2 separate regions of the Homo sapiens genome follow, and region 2 is linked to region 1. Evidence: chromatin contacts called from ENCODE Hi-C or POLR2A ChIA-PET data. All regions are on one chromosome and are shown on one strand. Each heading gives the region's core, a stretch centred on a gene start or an enhancer-like site at or near the end of the contact. The rest is flanking DNA. Distances are from core to core; before and after follow the strand shown. Region 1 holds the start of HCLS1 (hematopoietic cell-specific Lyn substrate 1). Region 2 overlaps PARP9 (poly(ADP-ribose) polymerase family member 9).

Evidence for each region. Hi-C counts contacts between places; a loop is a spot of excess contacts on that map. ChIA-PET counts read pairs that join two places held with the same protein, here RNA polymerase II (POLR2A).
Region 2: a loop to region 1 is called in a map of breast epithelium, with 7 times the contacts of the local background. The contact joins the enhancer-like site here to the promoter of HCLS1 in region 1. A Hi-C loop is called at or near these places in 1 of 168 maps with a recorded cell type or tissue (breast epithelium). POLR2A ChIA-PET finds 5 or more read pairs at or near these places in 2 of 52 experiments (GM12878 and naive thymus-derived CD4-positive, alpha-beta T cell).

The regions. Positions count from the first base shown.
Region 1 is chr3:121,659,601-121,662,300 of GRCh38, forward strand. It overlaps HCLS1 (hematopoietic cell-specific Lyn substrate 1), which reads right to left and starts at 1,303. Exons shown (of 14, transcript NM_005335.6): 1 at 1,220-1,303. RefSeq lists enhancers at 1,146-1,335, 1,526-1,575.
Region 2 is chr3:122,532,736-122,535,435 of GRCh38, forward strand. The region is part of intron 10 of PARP9 (poly(ADP-ribose) polymerase family member 9); the gene reads right to left. All of the region lies in intron 4 of LOC105374071 (a long non-coding RNA gene), which reads left to right. Among named protein-coding and RNA genes, the nearest start is that of KPNA1, 19 kb to the left of the region's middle. RefSeq lists a silencer at 1,147-1,441. Within about 2 kb of position 1,301, at least 2 of the 41 ENCODE cell types and tissues checked have a DNase peak (open chromatin) inside an H3K27ac peak, as active enhancers do.

The DNA of each region.
Region 1 (2,700 bases), core at 53-2,552:
AGATGCTAAGGGGACACCGGAGAGATATTGACTGAGTCAGCCGGGAGTCATGGCTGAAAGCAGCTTGGCTTTCCCTGATGCGGTTGGAGACAGCAAAACATCCTTACTACCTGCATCCTTACTACCCCTCTGCTTCTCATCCCCTGGCTCCTGGGCTGCTGTGCAACAACAAAAGGACTGTCACACAGAAAACTGGAATGGAGAAGTTTCTGAAATAGTCATGAGCAATAAGGAAGCAATGAGGACTGATGGTCCCATCCTCCTTCCTGTGGCTCCTCTGAGGCCTCAGCCTGACTCTCCCATTCACCCATTTTTGAAATAAAGAGTTTCTGAAATAGAGACAATTTATCTAATATCCTTGACCTATTGACCAGAAACCAGAAAGGTAAGAAGTGCTATCTAGAGGTGAGAACCAGAGAGTAATCTGGTGAGGCCTTGTTGCGATGCTGACCTCCTGCATCAAAGTACACAGACTGGGAGTCAGAAGCCCTGGCTGTCACCCCAGCTCTGTGACTAAGCCTCTGAGGGACCATCACAAGGGCATCAACAGAGTAGGTACTCATTTGCCAGGTATCAGACCAGGCGATTAAGAAATACTAACTTTAATAATTTGGCAAATCAGCAATTATCTCTGATTTTCCCAGTGGAAAATAATGAAGGGGTTAACGTAGCTCATCTGTGGTCTCCTTGATTTCTGACATTCTGAGATTCTGTGATCTACGAACACAGAAACTAGCCCCAGCAGAACAATCATGCCTTCTCTTGGGCTCCATCAGCACTTGGTACTCAGTGCTAGTGTACATCAGTGACTACTTCCTGATCTGTTACATTTCCTGTGTGGGTTTGTTTCCCTGAGACCATATGCTCTTCAAGGGCAGACACTGTTTTCGTCTCCTGTGGTCCTCCTCCCAGCTCAGTACCTAGGGGAGACAGGCCTTAGAGTGGGTTGTAGATTGTCAGCAGAAACCAGGCAACACTTTGCTTGATGTTGGTGCTAGATGGCTCCTGAAACACTTGCCTTGGGTTTAAGCCCCTCCCTTTTGTTTCTATCTCCAGATGCTGATTTGCTACAACCACTCACAACCAGGCCTTCTGGCCATAAAAGGATAAAAGCCTACTAGTGGTGACCTTGCCCATCACCAAGGACTAAGAGCCAGGTAGGTTCCTCCTCAACTCTTACTCTGTGTTTCCCAACTGTCCCATGGCTCAGAGTACCCACCTCCACCTGTGCAAGCCTCTGTTCTAAGCGCCCGGCTCCTCGCGTCCACACCGACTCCCTCTCTGGCTGCTGCCACTTCGGAGTGAGAAACTGAGCTGCTGCTTCAGTTCCGTATTCAGGTTTTCGTCATTTCCTGCCACCCCATCCTCACAGCTACTTCCTGAAATTTGAGTCAGTTCCTTCTGCTTTAGACACTTAAATTTTAAAAGGATTAAATGTTTCTGTGCCTGGTCTTTTGCAAGGTTTTGACAATGGGGGTCATAGAGCAGTCATAGAAAATGCTGCTTTGACTCTGAGTTTGTAATCCAGTGAGAGAAACAAACATTCAACCAGAAAACACATTAGAGAATGCTGTAGAACAGCATTGTGTCCTAAATAGGGTGGCAGTTACATTTGAGACAGTAAAGGAATTCAGAGCATTTGGTATTGGGTGTATTCATCAAGAAAGGCTTTATGGGAAAAGTGATTTATATGTGGGTTTTGAAGCATAAGACTTAAAAAGAAACTCACCCCTATATTACCCACAGCACTTAAAAGTGGAGTTTTCATATAGATGTTCAAATAAACGTCGACCAATTGAATGCCAGAAGAGAATAACTCATGAGGGAAAAGGCAAGACATGGAAGGAGAGTTTCCTAGCTTGTTTGGGGCACTGTGGAGTCTGAGCTAACAAACTAAAGATTTGGCTCTAGAGCGTAGGAAGAATTCTGAAAGAACCAGGTGCTGGTCAGCTGATGGAAGAAGGTCTTTGTGGTATCCTGTTTTACTGCGTGTCAAGACTTGCTGCCCCTCCCTTCCCTCTTGAAGTCAGACTTACTCAGGTGACTTGTTTTGGCCAGTGACAGATACCACTTTCTGGCGGAGGCCGTAAGACCACTGCAAGCTTTGCCATGCTTTCACCACTGCCCAAGGCAACCTGCAATTCTCCATATTGGCTCCTCCAGCAGACTGGGTCCCTGAGTGAGAAAGAACACAAGTGGAGCCCCATCCACCATGTGGGGGAATTGGAGTCTTTCACTAAAAAATAGTCCTTTGTTTTGGCTACTGAGAATTTGAGGGTGTCTGTTATTGTATCTGACCTAGCCTTTCCTAATCTTGATTGTGGACTTCTTGATTTGTTCACAACGGTGCATCCTCCAAGGAGTTTAAGCAGGACTGGATGAAACTGGCCCATGATACAGGCACTTTTCTGCATTAGGAATATGAAGCCTCTGTCACTTCCAAATCTAAGGATTCTATGCCTGGGGGAGCTTTATTTATTCCTTCTACTTTATTACCTATTTATCATGGTGGTACCAAAGTTATGATAAGGAAGAGTACGTTTGTACAAGAGAAAAATCACTTGGAATCCTCATGTAGTGTCAAAATACGATTTAGACTAGATGATGTGACACACCATCCAGGTACATAGTTCTCTAGAGAAAATATAGAAATTAATCAGAGATGACACCAAGAAGTCCCATCTTTCCTTAGCAAATGTC
Region 2 (2,700 bases), core at 51-2,550, 870 kb after region 1:
ACCAGGAGATGCCATTTGTACTATGTCTTAAAGAATAGGGGTTTGTAGCACTGAAAAGGGCAAGGAGGGAAGTCATTCCACAGACAACGGGATAGAGGCATGAAAGTAAACAGCATGTTTAGGGAACTCTAAAAAGTTAATGGCTGCAGTCTTGAGGAACATAGTGGGTGATGACTGCTGAAATAATGTGGGAGCTAGGGCCTTATATTCTCTGCTAAGGAGTTTGGGCTTTTATCCCGTAGGCAACTGGGAATACAGATATTAAGCAAGAATGTAATTTTTAGCGTGATAATTCTGGTGGTAAAGGATAGATTAGGTAGGGGTGTGTTTTGTGGCAAGGAGAGGACCTAGTAATAGTCTAGGTCTGAAGGAAGATTAACTAAGGCAGTAGGAATAGAGAGGTGAAACTGGGCTGAGATCTTCATGAGAGTGAATCACTAGGACTGGGTGAATGCCTGGGTATAAGGGTGAGGGAAAAGGAGGAATGGAGGATGATAATGTTTCAGCCTTAGGAAACCTGGTAGGTAGATGGTGATGATACTAACCAGGTTAGGGAGAATCAGCAAACAAAGGGCATATTTCTTAGGGAAAATCATGACCAAGAAAAGGGATCAATTTGAGTTACCTATGGGACATCTGGGTAAAGATGTCAAAAAGAGAGTGAGACATATGAACCTGCAGGTCAGGAGAGAGGTAGGGAGTTAAGAGTTAGAAATTCCTAAGTCGTCATCATTGAGGTAGGAGTTGAGGCCATGGGAACAGGTGCCATCACCAAGGGGGACATCGTAGAGGAAAAAAGAGAGAAGATAAAGAATGGGCAACAGGTGAACTCGTGAGATTATAAATTGTAAGGGCAAGAACTCTATGGTTTTTTATTTACACTCTATTTCTAGTACCCCTAGCACAGGGCCTGATTCATAGAATGTGCTTAATAAATACCTGTGGAACAAATGAATCAACCCAGTAAGAAACTGCATGTGTAGATGCCTTCTTGCTGCACTCAACCAAGTCCTACAAGCAAGAGATTTATTCAGAACTGGTTGGAATGCAAACATAAATAGAAAAAAGAAAATAAAGGTTTGTTAACAGAAGTTCTGTCTCCTTTGCCTGTGGGTGGCCATCTAAATTGACTGAGAGTCCTATAATTTGGAATATTGCACGGCTGAAAAAGCTAAGAGCTTTTGTACTCCAAATAACAACAGCTTCAGTGGTAGCAAGATTGGTGTCTCCTGGGCTTGTCTGGCACCTTCTGTTAAGAGTTCTCTCTAGCCTACAGAGATGAGTCAATTGGTGCAGGTCACATTATGAGTCATGTCTGAATTGCCTCAAGGCAGTGGCTGTTAAGCTAAGGGATAGGGAGAAGGGCAGAGCACACAGACAGCAGGTAAGAGACCAAAATCTTGAGTTGAAAGACTATATGGAGACAAGATCTGTGGTTAGGTTATAAAGACATAAACTTAACCAGAAGAAATTAGGCCTCGTGCCCACTGAATTTTTAAAGGAACTGTATTGCTGAAGAAACCACAAGCCTGGTTGCAACAGCCTGAGCACATTCTAGCCTGTGAGAAAATCCATGGCTCCCTGATAGGCAATGAACCTGGAAATAGCCAAGGGCCACAATATATAAGGAAGATTTTCCCAGAGTGCAAAATAAAGGTTTTACAACATGGAATAGGGAGTCCTCTCTATACCTGTTCGGCAGCATGTAGATAAGTGGTGTGAGCCAGTGGCTGTTGTGTGTTTTGCTTCTCCCCTTTCAACATGAGAGTTTTCATTGCAGTTTTCCCGCTCCTTTTTATATCACTATATAATGAGTATGTTGGGGGCAGTATCTTGCCTTTAAGCTTTAAGAGAGAACTGCCTGCTGGGCATGGTGGCTCATACCTGTAAGCCCAACACTTTGGGAGGCTGAGGTGGACGGATCACGAGTAGCTGGAGATCAGCCTGGCCAACATGATGAAACCTCGTCTCTACTAAAAAAAATACAAAAATTAACTGCACGTGGTGGCACATGCCTGTAATCCCAGCTACCTGGGAGGCTGAGGCAGGAGAACTGTTTGAATCTCGGAGGCGGAGGTTGCAGTGAGCCAAGATGGTGCCACTGCACTCCAGCCTGAGTGACAGAGCAAGACTCCGTCTCAGAAAAATAAATAAATAAATAAAGAGAGAACTGCCTGAACTTGAGCTGATGATGAGTCTGGCTAAGACCTTGGGACCATATTCCTTGGGAGGATAGTGGGTGTCTTAGATGTTTTAGTAAGAAAGATGTGTATAGATGTTGGGTAGGCAAGTAGCAGAGTCTGTCACAGGACTGAAAAGAGAATACTCACTAGATTTGGAAAGTAAGAGCACAGCGATGATCTTAATGAAAGTAATTTAAGTAGAAGTAGTGGGTGGGGATTGCAGAGAAGCCAGCTTTAGGAGCAAATGGAAATTATAGATTTTTTAAGACTTTGCTAATGAAGGGACTATACTGATCATCACTTTCCTGATTGCCCCAAAAGGCTTCTTGGTAGGGATTCATTTCTCTATTTTTATCCCCAGTAATTGTCTATGTTCAACATTTACCCCAAGTTTTGCCTATGTTCTCTCCAGAACAAAGAAAAGATGATTTCTAGAGCCTTTGCATCCTAGAAACCAAGTCTATTGGAATTGACTCCTCAGCAAGGATCATGCTACATATGTTGAAAGATAAAGATC